Linked DNA regions of Homo sapiens: region 1 is linked to region 2. The links are chromatin loops, found by intact Hi-C in ENCODE. Cell type or tissue: PC-9. All regions are shown on one strand. Links, peaks and the distances in the headings refer to the core of each region. The heading gives the core; the rest is flanking DNA. Region 1 overlaps LOC105377462 (a long non-coding RNA gene). Region 2 overlaps LOC105377462 (a long non-coding RNA gene).

Region 1 (5,391 bases), core at 136-5,135, 62 kb after region 2:
TCTGATAAGGATCTACTAATGGTACCCAGAACATATAAAGAACCCTTACAACCCAATTTTTAGAAATGGGCAGAGGATTTAAATAGATATTTTTCCAAAAAAATGTAAAAATGGCCAATAAGCACATGATACAATGCTCAACATCATTAGATGTAAGAGAAATGCAAATCAAATCCACAATAATATACTATATATCTACTAATTATAATTTAAAAATAGGACAATACCAAGTGTTGATGAGGATGTAGGGAAACTGGAATGCTTGTACACTGATGGTAAGAATATAAAGTGAGTCTGGGTGCAGTGACTCACTCTTGTAATTCCAGCACCTTGGGAGGGAGAGGCAACAGGATTGCTTGAGATCAGCAGTTCAAGACTAGCCTGGAAAACATAGCAAGACACTGACTCTACAAAAATTTTTTAAAAAAATTACCGGGGCACAGTGGCACAACCCTGTAGTCCCAGCTACTGGGGAGGCTAGATCAGGAGGATCTCTTAAGCCCAGGAGTCTAGGTTGTAGTGAGGAACAATCCCGCCACTGCATTCCAGCCTGAATGACACAATAATACCCTATATCTTAGAAAAAAATGTAAAATGACACAACCACTTTGGAAAATAACTTGGTAGTTCCTGAAAGGTTAAACATAGAGTTACCATAAGACTTAGCAATTCTACTTCTAAGTATATGCACAAGAGAATTGAAAATATATATTCACACAAAAACTTACACATGAATATTTATTGCTGCATTACTCATAATAGCCAAAAAGCAGAAATAGCTCAAATGCCCTTCAACTGATGAATGATTAAACAAAACATGGTATAGCCATACAATGGAATATTATTCAACCATAAAAAGGAATTAAGTACTGATACGTGCTATGAAGTGGGTGAGCCTTGAAAACATTATGCTACATGAACGAAGACAGATAAAAAGACCATATGTTGTATTATTGTATTATTGCCCTTAAATGAAATACCTAGAATAGGCAAATCCACCTAAGAAAGTAAATTAGTGTTTGCCTGAGACTTGTGTGGGAACAGTGATTAGCTGACAATGAGTACAGAGGATCATATTAGGGTGATGAAAGTGTCCTAAAACTGGATATTGTTGTGGTTTTACAACTTGATAAATTTATTAAAAATCACTGAAGTGAATATTTAAAATGGGTAAATTATATGATATGAACATGATACGCCAGTACAATTATAGAGAAACAAAATGAGAACCAACTCTGAGGGAATGCATGAATGAGAGATGCCAGCAGACCCTGGAGTACCCGGAGTATCCCTCAAAAATGATGTGTGCATCTAGGTCAATAGCTAATCCTTCCTGGCCCAGGAAGCAGGAAGAGGCTAAAGGACGGGACCTCATTAGATCTGGAAAGGAGTAAGTTAGAATGTGTTTAAGTTCTGCACGTATAGAATTTTGCTTGTATCTCCAAAAATCTCCCAAATAATAGCTAATATTAAAATGCATTTATTAAATTATTTATGTGGATTATTTTATGCAATCCTTTACTAAAACACTATGAAGTAGACATTCTTTCTATCATTTCCATTTTTCAGAAGAGGAAACTGAAGAAAGAGATGTTGAATACTCTATCAAAAACCATGCAACTAGCAAGTAGCTTATCTGAGAATCAAATACAAGGCAATTTGATTCCAGAGCCACTCAACCTTTTTGAGATATGACACAGATGCATAGTTGTTCAGTAAATCATGCTTTGCGCCTTATTAGGCAAAATACCTGGTCCATGGCTCAAACAAGTTTAACATGATGGGTTCATCAAGAATGCCCTTGGTGAGATCTCATTTCAGAGGAATTGGATAGTTCTCTAAATCATTTTTTAAAAGATAACAATAAAAATGACTTTTTAAAAATTAATTGTTACGTACAATGAAACCATGAGTTTAGCAGAAAGCAAGTTAGGCTGGAAAAGACAAGGTAGAATCTATTACATTAAGTGAATGGCAACTTCCGGCCTGCCTGCAGTGGCCACAGTGACCTCCTGTGCCTCTGTCTCAATGTTGGTATTTCAGTTTACTGTGATTCATATCCTAAAATTCTGTTTGTAGGAGAACTGTTTCAAGATTAGAATACGTACACACTTTTTCATAGAAATAGTATAATACATGCGAACACACAGATACACATCACACTATACAGATCCACAAGAAATGTGGATATTTTTAGAGACAGAGTCTCGCTCTGTCACCCAGGCTGGAGTGCAGCAGAGCGATCTCGGCTCACTGCAACCCCCACCTCCCGGGTGCAAGCAATTCTCCTGCCTCAGTCTCCCGAGTAGCTGGGACTACATGCGCATGCTGCCACGCCCGGCTAATTTCTTCTTTATTTTAGCAGAGATGGGGTTTCACTGTGTTGCCCAGGCTGGTCTTGAACTCCTGAGCTCAGGCAATCCACCCACCTCAGCCTCCAAAGTATTAGGATTACATGTAGAAGCCACCGTGCCTGGCTAGAAATGTATTTTTACAGGCTTTTTTTTTTTAGAAAACACTATTATAATCATTAATGGAAATAATAGGCTTTAAGGTAGACTGTTAACCTTAAGTGGTAACTTAGTAGCCCTGTAACCATGGGCAATTTACCTAACTTCTCTGAGAGTTCCTTATCAAAAAAATAATAATAATAAATAAATAAATAAATAAAAATAAAATAGGAAATTACCTGCATCACAGGGTTACTGAGGATAAAGTGTACTTTATTTAATCACTCACCATTTCCAAAAAGACATATATGATGGGTAAAGTACATATAGCACTTAGCCCAGTGGCTACAACAGATCATGAATCTAGAATAAATGCAAGTTTTCTTTCTTTTTCAAACAATCTCATATAATAGAGGATTAGACTTGAAGTCAAAGGACTGGAGTTTAAATTCCAACTCTATAATCATGGAAAAGCCACCTTTCCTGTCTAAATCTGTTTCTTCAGAAGCAAACATAAAACCTCTCTGTAGAAATTTATCTTAGACTTCAATTATCTTTGGATTTTTTAATACAGTGTGCAACACTCAATAAAAAGGCATATGTTCTACAGATACATACTGAAATATTTACAGGAGGTAAAGAAGTGGGTGGAGGTATAACTGAAACAAGTTTGGTCATGACTTGGTAGTTGTTGAAGCTGGGTCACAGGTACACAGATATTTTTAATATTAGTAGATCTATTTTTGTTTATGTTTGACATTTTTCATAATGAAAAGTTTTTCAAATAACCAAGCATTTTCAACCCAAAGCTTTCTTTTTCCTAATGTAAACAAGCATACCACGGACACTATGGTTAGAAGACCAGGCATGACTGTGTGTTTTCCAGATGGAATTAACACATAATAATTCTATTCAGGAGGTTAAACTATCAAAAGCTAAAACTCTCTTACATCTAATGTACAGTTTCTCCTCATTCTGTTTCAGATTCATGCTTTCCATTCTGACCTGATCACAATCTCTCTATTTCAATTTGTGTGTTTCAGACTGAATCCTCTGGCCTCATGGTATCCATATATCTGTGTCTAGGTTCTAAGCAGTACCACCTTATCTAAGCTCAGACTGTTCCTATGTTCCTTACTCCACTCCATGATGACCCTCACAATACAGGCCAATTAACAGGACTGTAACCCACAGTGGCTTCCAAATGACAAAGGTAGGCCAGAGGCCTGACTGGTGACACAGAAGATCCATGCCTCCTGTCCATGTCCCTACACTAAACCACAGGCCACTGGACTCTATAAAGAGATACCAGAGAAGGGAGAAAAGCCACTTAGCCTCTTTGAACCTGTTCATTCATTTGTAAGATGGAAATAATTCACTTTTCTAATGTAACAGAGTTTGTGAGCAGCATAGAAGATAACAAATGTGACAACTTTTGAACGCTATAAAGCACTGTAACAAACAGGTCATCATTATTAATGTGTAACACATTTCGCGAATCGAATCTGATCTTGCTCCAGACTTCTACTACACACAGATTTCCTTTTCAAGCTAAGTTTAAATCTGGCATCATCATTACTGAACATCAATTTTACAAAATCAGACCTGTCTAAAAACATTGCCATCATAATTCAAAACTTTGGAAAACTAAATAATGTACAGCATTGGAAAAATTAAACATTAAATCTTCCATCAAAGTTTTATTATTCACCCACCAACATGAAAAAATTTCCTATAAATAACTACCTTTTAACCAGGCATTAGTTTTTCTTTAAAATAAGTTTAAATAAATTAATATTCTACTATCAAAGGGAAAGCTGAATATCCTTAACATCTCAGTTAAGCTTTTGTTGGTTTTCTTTATCTTCTGGGATTCATACCTGTATTTAGTGGTAAGACAAAGACAACATTTATTTGGCTTTTGTTCCTTGGGGGGATACGGAGGCGAGGGATGAAGTTCATTTGCTGGTATCTGGAGAATTTTAAACCTCATTCTTTTATTTTTTTTTATTTTCCCCCAAAGATTAGTCTATCCCCTTGTGCCTTCTTAACCCCCTTTCCGTGGAATCCCTGTGTGTTCACACAAGTGTTAGAACTTGTGTGGCTGCCCCTGCTTCAGATTATTTAGTGCACATTACAGAACCAACGTGTGTATTTTTCTTATCCATGGGTCATTTCATTGCCACATACCTAAACAGCTAGAAAGAACTGACACTCAGTGTTGGTTATTCACTCTACGTGATGTTTGCATTTATGTCTTTTTTAGTAATTTAAAGGCTAGTTTGGGGGTGAATGTCAATTTTATAAACTTCTTTTCAGCCAAATTTAATTTGATTTATTTGCTTCTTGGTATACTTAGCTTATTTTTAACGTTCATTTATTCATTACAAAGAAATATTCTCATTAAAAGTATAGATTATTGTGCATTTTTAGCTGAAAAATTCCAAGAAATTAGCAGCACTGTGATAGATCGGAGGACAAAGATGCATATAAGAAAAATAGGCCAATATTAGATCAATACAATTCATTCTATTGTATACTGTGCATTGATCTATATTGACAGTTACAGGTAGAGCATTACATCTCTTTAACAAGTTTAGAAGCAAAGAGAAAAGTACACAGAACTCAATTTTGAGCAAGATTTTACGAGGCAAGTTTTTATATAAAAAGCAAAATAAAGCAGAAAAATAATTTTAAAAGTTTATAAAGTTTTCCACTGAATGAGTTCATTCTTAACATATAATCACCATCAATATTTTATTTTCTGTATGTGTGTATATGTATAATCTAATTTGGCTAATATAGCCCTATTATTAGTTAAGGCAAGCATGCTTTTACTTGTGTATATATCTAGCTCTCCAACTTTATTCTCATTTAGAATATATTTACATATAGAATATATAGTCAATATATATACACACACATACATGTATATATACAT
Region 2 (5,391 bases), core at 89-5,088:
CCTGATAAATGCTTTGGGGAGTGATGGGATGAGGGATAGTAATTCAAGTTAAGAAAGTATGGCTGGCAAGGCGCGGTGGCTCACACATGTAATCCCAGCACTTTGGGAGGCCAAGAGGGGTGGATCACTTGAGGTCAGGAGTTCTAGACCACCCTAGACAATGTGGCGAAACCCCGTCTCTACTAAAAATACAAAAATTAGCCAGGCGTGGTGGTCTGTGCCTGTAATCCCAGCTACTCCAGAGGCTGAGGCAGGAGAATCACTTGAACCCTGAACCTGGGAGGCAGAGGTCGCAATGAGTCAAGATCGCGCCACTGAACTCCAGCCTGGGCAACAGAGTGAGACTCCATCTCAAAAAAAAGAATGTATAATGCTCATTAATTTTAGGCTTTAGTCTAGGAAAGAATGATTTTATGGTGAACCTAGAGTCTTCATGTCGTCTATAACTAATATTAGAGTAGCTGCTTATCTCAAGACAGAGTTCAACCCTGCTGAGAGAGGACAGATAAACTTCAGCGAGATGGCAAAGGAAAAATGGAAGGAGACACCTGGGCAGAGAGCACTGAAGAGAATGGAATCTAATTGGAGAACAGAGAGAGAGTAATGCTCCCCTCATCCTATCTTGGGAAATGTAGTCAGGTTGAGCTGGAGTAAGTTGTTTTTAAAACAGTATTGTTTACAAAGTAAAGTAATCCCTTTCAATCCTACTATCTTAATCTTCGTAACTCAAAGTTCCAACATCTGACTTCTTTTTTTTTACCTTATTTCCTATAAGAGTAAAAATTCCCAATCTGTGTGCATCCAAATGGTATAGTTTATACTCATGTCCCTTAGTATGTGCACACACACTTTCAACAACACTAAAGAAAATCAATTCTGGCAGAGGCTGACCAAAGGAAAGTTGCAAATCACACAGCCTAAGAGCTAACCTCACAAGCTACTGATGCTTATTCATAAAGAAAGGCATTTATTTCTTAAATCTCATCTGTTTTTAGTAGCATTTCTATTTCTTCTGGACTATTTTCTTTGGAATTGTTTACTTTCTTCTGCAACACAGACCCCATAAATGCAGGCACAGGCCATTTTATCTATGTTGTGTCCATAGGGGACATGTCCCTATTTCCAGAAGTGGGGTGGATCACAGATAAGCAGCTAGACACGATGCAGCAGTTGGTCTAATTCTTCCAAGCACTCTGACTCAGGAAGGATGGTTCAAAGCATCTACTTAAGAATGCTTTATGCTCTCAATGATGTGGAAAATATATTCATGAATAAAACAGAAATGAAAGTCATCACAAGGATGAGTGAAACCTCGTGGTTGAGGGGTTTTGTTTACAATGCTTTTGGTTTACCTTGGAAGCAGCTTTTTATTACACAGTTAAAGTTGTGTAATCTAGCAAATGGAAATTTTAATTAGCAAATTCATAATGGGCTGTAGGTTATCAACAGGTGGATTCACTTGTCTTCTCGTGAGATTTTTAAGACATAGGCTGTTGACAGTTAAAATTGCTTCAATACAAGATGGCTTTGATTGAGGGTGACCTTACAACTCACCATATTAAGTCACAAATGTAACTGATATAAGTGAACCGGCCCTCCTCCCTGGTGGGCAAGAGTCTCAAAATCACCATGTAATATGCCCCAGTGTAGACCGAGGGGCTGTCCTTTCTTGAGCAGCAAGGGGGTCACTGCAGATGAGGGCTTTAAAGATTTTAGGCAGAGCTTTGTGTGGACACTGGTAAAGAAATTGCCTACATTGTTCTGAAGTTAAACAAAGGGTAAATATAGTGTGTTAATTTGAGTGCTTCCTAAATAACCAGTTTACAAGATCACATACTGAAGTTTATCAAATACACACTAGGGAGACTGTTCATGGACACAAAAGGGATCACCACTCAGCTTCAAATTCCTTCAAGATCCTAACAGCTACCTGTCCCAGAGTCCTGAGGAAATCACTGGAACCCACCTCAAATATACTTTCTTTCTGGCTAGACTTTACTTGGAGGTAGGGTAATAGTTATGGGGTTGTGAGGGGGTGTCACAATTTTAGTTGCCTGTTAGACTTCTACAGTTATTTAAAATTACAGCACATCTACAGACTTATCTAAAATAAAGCACAGTTTTTAAAAATGCATGTAAAAAAAAATTCTTCTTTCTCACCACTCTGCCCCCTTCTGCTCCTCTCCCCCGCACTACACTCCCCGAAGAGACTATTTAACATAATGAGCTGCAGTGTGTGGATGTGATAGCAGTTGCCTGCTAATAGTTATGTTTAAAATTCCTATTTCTTATCTTATTTACTGATTGATGGGAACTTGTGACTTGCAGATCTTCCTCCAGGACCCCATCCCTTTCCTGGGCGGAGTGAATCATTTGACACAGGGAACATTAGACAACACGTTTGCTTCCTCGTTAAATCCCGTTTGGCTACGTAAGCTAGCCGGATGCAGGGCCCCCCAGTTGCATCTGCATTGTGTCTTATCGGAACCACCTGAAGAGCCTGGCCACACAGGGTGGCCTTCCTTAATTTAAAATCCACAGAGAAGATTTTTTTTTTCTTTTTTTGGTCAGCAAACTCCAGCATATGACAAAAGGCATGCATGTGACTTTATTTTTTCAATGGCTACTTTTCTTCTTAAATCAGGCTCCCTGATTTTAACTAAAAAATAAATAAGTAAACAAGAAAACACTGGGTTACTCTCAAAGAGATCACATTTTTAAAAACTCAAATGATTTCCTACAGGCAGTCTGTTTTGCAGTGTATTTTTTTTTCTTGTTTTTCTTTTTCTGCTTTTTTCCCCCTGTAGATTCTGAAAAGAAATAACCGGCTGTAGGCATCGCCTGTGGCTTGCTGGTCGCACTCCTTGGGTGGTCTGAGCCGACTTTATGATTTATTCAGCTAATGGGAAGGGAGCATGACCCCCAGTGGCCACAGAAAGAGAGCTGCATGTGGGTTTAATGCTTTCACCACAAAAATGTCTGCTATGACTAAGCTCTGCGGCTGAAGTCACTGTCTGAATGGTGCTAAAAAGGAACTTAGGCTTAAGTGTGCACTATTTACTATAGATCGGCTCTTGGGATTAGGCCAAGGGGTTCGTACTCAGTTTCAAAGAATAGCATGGAAGCTGCTAGGAAAATTAGAGCTGTGCAATTTATTTTTACCAGTCTCCCTGGTGAGTTACTCAGTGAAGGATTTACCTCATATGCTTTTTTTCTCCCCTGTTACTAAAGAGTCATTTAAAACGTGTCAGTTTGTGCATTTTACAGAGTTTTATTGTGAAGGTATCCCTATTTTTTTGTTTATCACAGCCATGAATCACTGTTATTGTACTTTAATGTTAATTTGAAACTATAAAAGAATGCCTAATGTTGAAAGAAAGAAAAAGCAAGAGAGAGGGAAAGGGAATGAGAGGGGCTGTGGAGTAATGTTCCTTCACCACACACTGCCCTGTGAGAGAGGCCTCTTTGATCCAGGGAGTAGTCCCCCTCCCTGGCAGCATCGTTACTGGTACAGAGGAATGAACACATTTTGCTTCATGTTGATTCTTTTACCGTGAGGGAAAGGGATGGATGGAGTGGGGAGGAGGGAGACAAGGAGACCTGTTTGTAATTTTGACTAAGATGGATGATTTTTACAGTCAGTGTAATACCTGCTGTTGAAGTTCCAGCATGTTTGCTTCTGGTGGACTTTACAAATGTCCAGAATTAAGAAGTGAATCCCTTTGATGTCTGTAGCTCAGGTTCCTGGGTCTAGAATGCTGCCAGCCTTTTCAGAATATGCCTCCATAGTATAAAGTCACTGGCTTGAAAACATTGCACCTATGAAAGCCCAGCATTCCTTTGGTGCTTGATGTTTGCAGCTTAAACTAATTGCAACTTAGAGTTTAGCTCAGCAGTAGCCAGAGTTCATTGCTAGAGTAATATAGAATGCTTCCCCATTCCCCCAGATGTACTAAGGGACTTTATTTTCGGTTATTGCTCCAAACTTTTCCTTGTAAAAACATTGTTCTTATATCCTGACAAATAAATGCCATTTCTTATAATAAGGGTTAACCACTGAGAGAGACTTCAGGGCTGAGCTGGATTCCCCCATTCCCCTTGTAAGTCTTAGTCTTAGTTTTATTATAGGTAAGTCAGGGCTTTGTGATCCTAAACAATCATTCAGCAGGGCAGGGCTTCATTTTCCCCATCTGTGAAATGGAAATAGCAATCCAGGGCTGCATCAGACTAAATGGCTGTTGAGCCGTTAGAGATTTACAAGGTTATCTTCTAAAGAGAGTACTTGATCTTTTATTTTCTCAGGGCTAAAAAGATAGGGAGGGTCAGAAAAACCATGTTCCTAAGTCATGCTGTTCTCCCTGCAGGTAGATTGAAAATTAAAAAATAAAAGAAAATTTTCCCATTGTTTCCCACTTTACCTTCTTTCCTATCTCCTTTCTAGCATTTTACAGATTCGAAGGTGAGAACTTCTTTTCAAAAATGGTGATATCATATCAATAGGACATCGAGAGTAGAGAAATAGCTCAATTAACACCAAGCAAAACCTAAATTCCATGTGACCTCCTGGATTAGATCTTAGGATGGAAAGAGGACATTAGTGGAAAAACTACTGAAATTTTAATACAGTGTGTCATTTAGTTAATAGTATTGTATCAATGTTAATTTCTTAGTTTAGATCAATGTACCGTGGTTATATATGATGTTAATATTAGGAGAAGCAGAGTGAAAGGCCTACAGGAACTCTCTGTACTATCTAGCAACACTCCTATGAGCCTAATATTATCTCAAAATTAAAAGGATAAAAAAAAAACCCTAACAGACAATTGTTGTCCAAAAATCGATCTATTTGAGATCCTGATGAATAACTTCTGTCTCTTCCCCACACCCAGATACTTCCATACTCCAGTCCATTTTCCAAAGCTGTATAGAAAGTTCATTTGGGTAATACCCACAGCTTAAACGGCTATGAAAGCATCCAACTCTGAATATCTTATTCTCCCAGACCAGCTGCTTGTTGCCTGCACCATGATAGACACTGTACTGAGCAATTTAGACTCAATATGTTCTCTGTGGAAATTGCCCTATATGAGAGAAAAATAAATAATGCTATAGATAAAAGCAGGAGAATAAAAACGGCAATGATATTAAATGTTACATTGTTTTTGCAATACACGATGCAGGTATTTTTTACTGCATTCATCAGTGAGTTCTGGTGAGGCCATTTTGCCAGGTGCCATACCTCCAGGACTTAACACAAAACCAGGCATGTTAGTATTTAATAAATATTTTTGGAATGAATGACACTCAGCACACATTTCACATGAGCAGTTCACAGCTGTAACATAAAAGACACACATTTTCTGACAAAGGTTCAGTTTGCACTGACTATTG

Evidence for each region. A loop is a pair of places that touch in the nucleus more often than their neighbours do. Peaks named below come from ENCODE experiments on the same cell type or tissue, not always from the same donor. Only the 100,000 strongest peaks of a DNase experiment are listed, where the experiment ranks them.
Region 1: it touches region 2 in a loop (4-fold over the local background); 2 of 110 quality-filtered maps call a loop at or near these places.

Annotation. Positions count from the first base shown.
Region 1 is chr4:144,292,145-144,297,535 of GRCh38, reverse strand. The region is part of intron 2 of LOC105377462 (a long non-coding RNA gene); the gene reads left to right. Among named protein-coding and RNA genes, the nearest start is that of GYPA, 150 kb to the right of the region's middle. In PC-9, for the core only: no CTCF peak of the experiment used is centred there; no DNase peak of the experiment used is centred there.
Region 2 is chr4:144,354,130-144,359,520 of GRCh38, reverse strand. The region is part of intron 2 of LOC105377462 (a long non-coding RNA gene); the gene reads left to right. Among named protein-coding and RNA genes, the nearest start is that of GYPA, 220 kb to the right of the region's middle. RefSeq lists a silencer at 3,008-3,077 and an enhancer at 1,954-3,860. In PC-9, for the core only: no CTCF peak of the experiment used is centred there; a DNase peak (open chromatin) is centred at 2,990.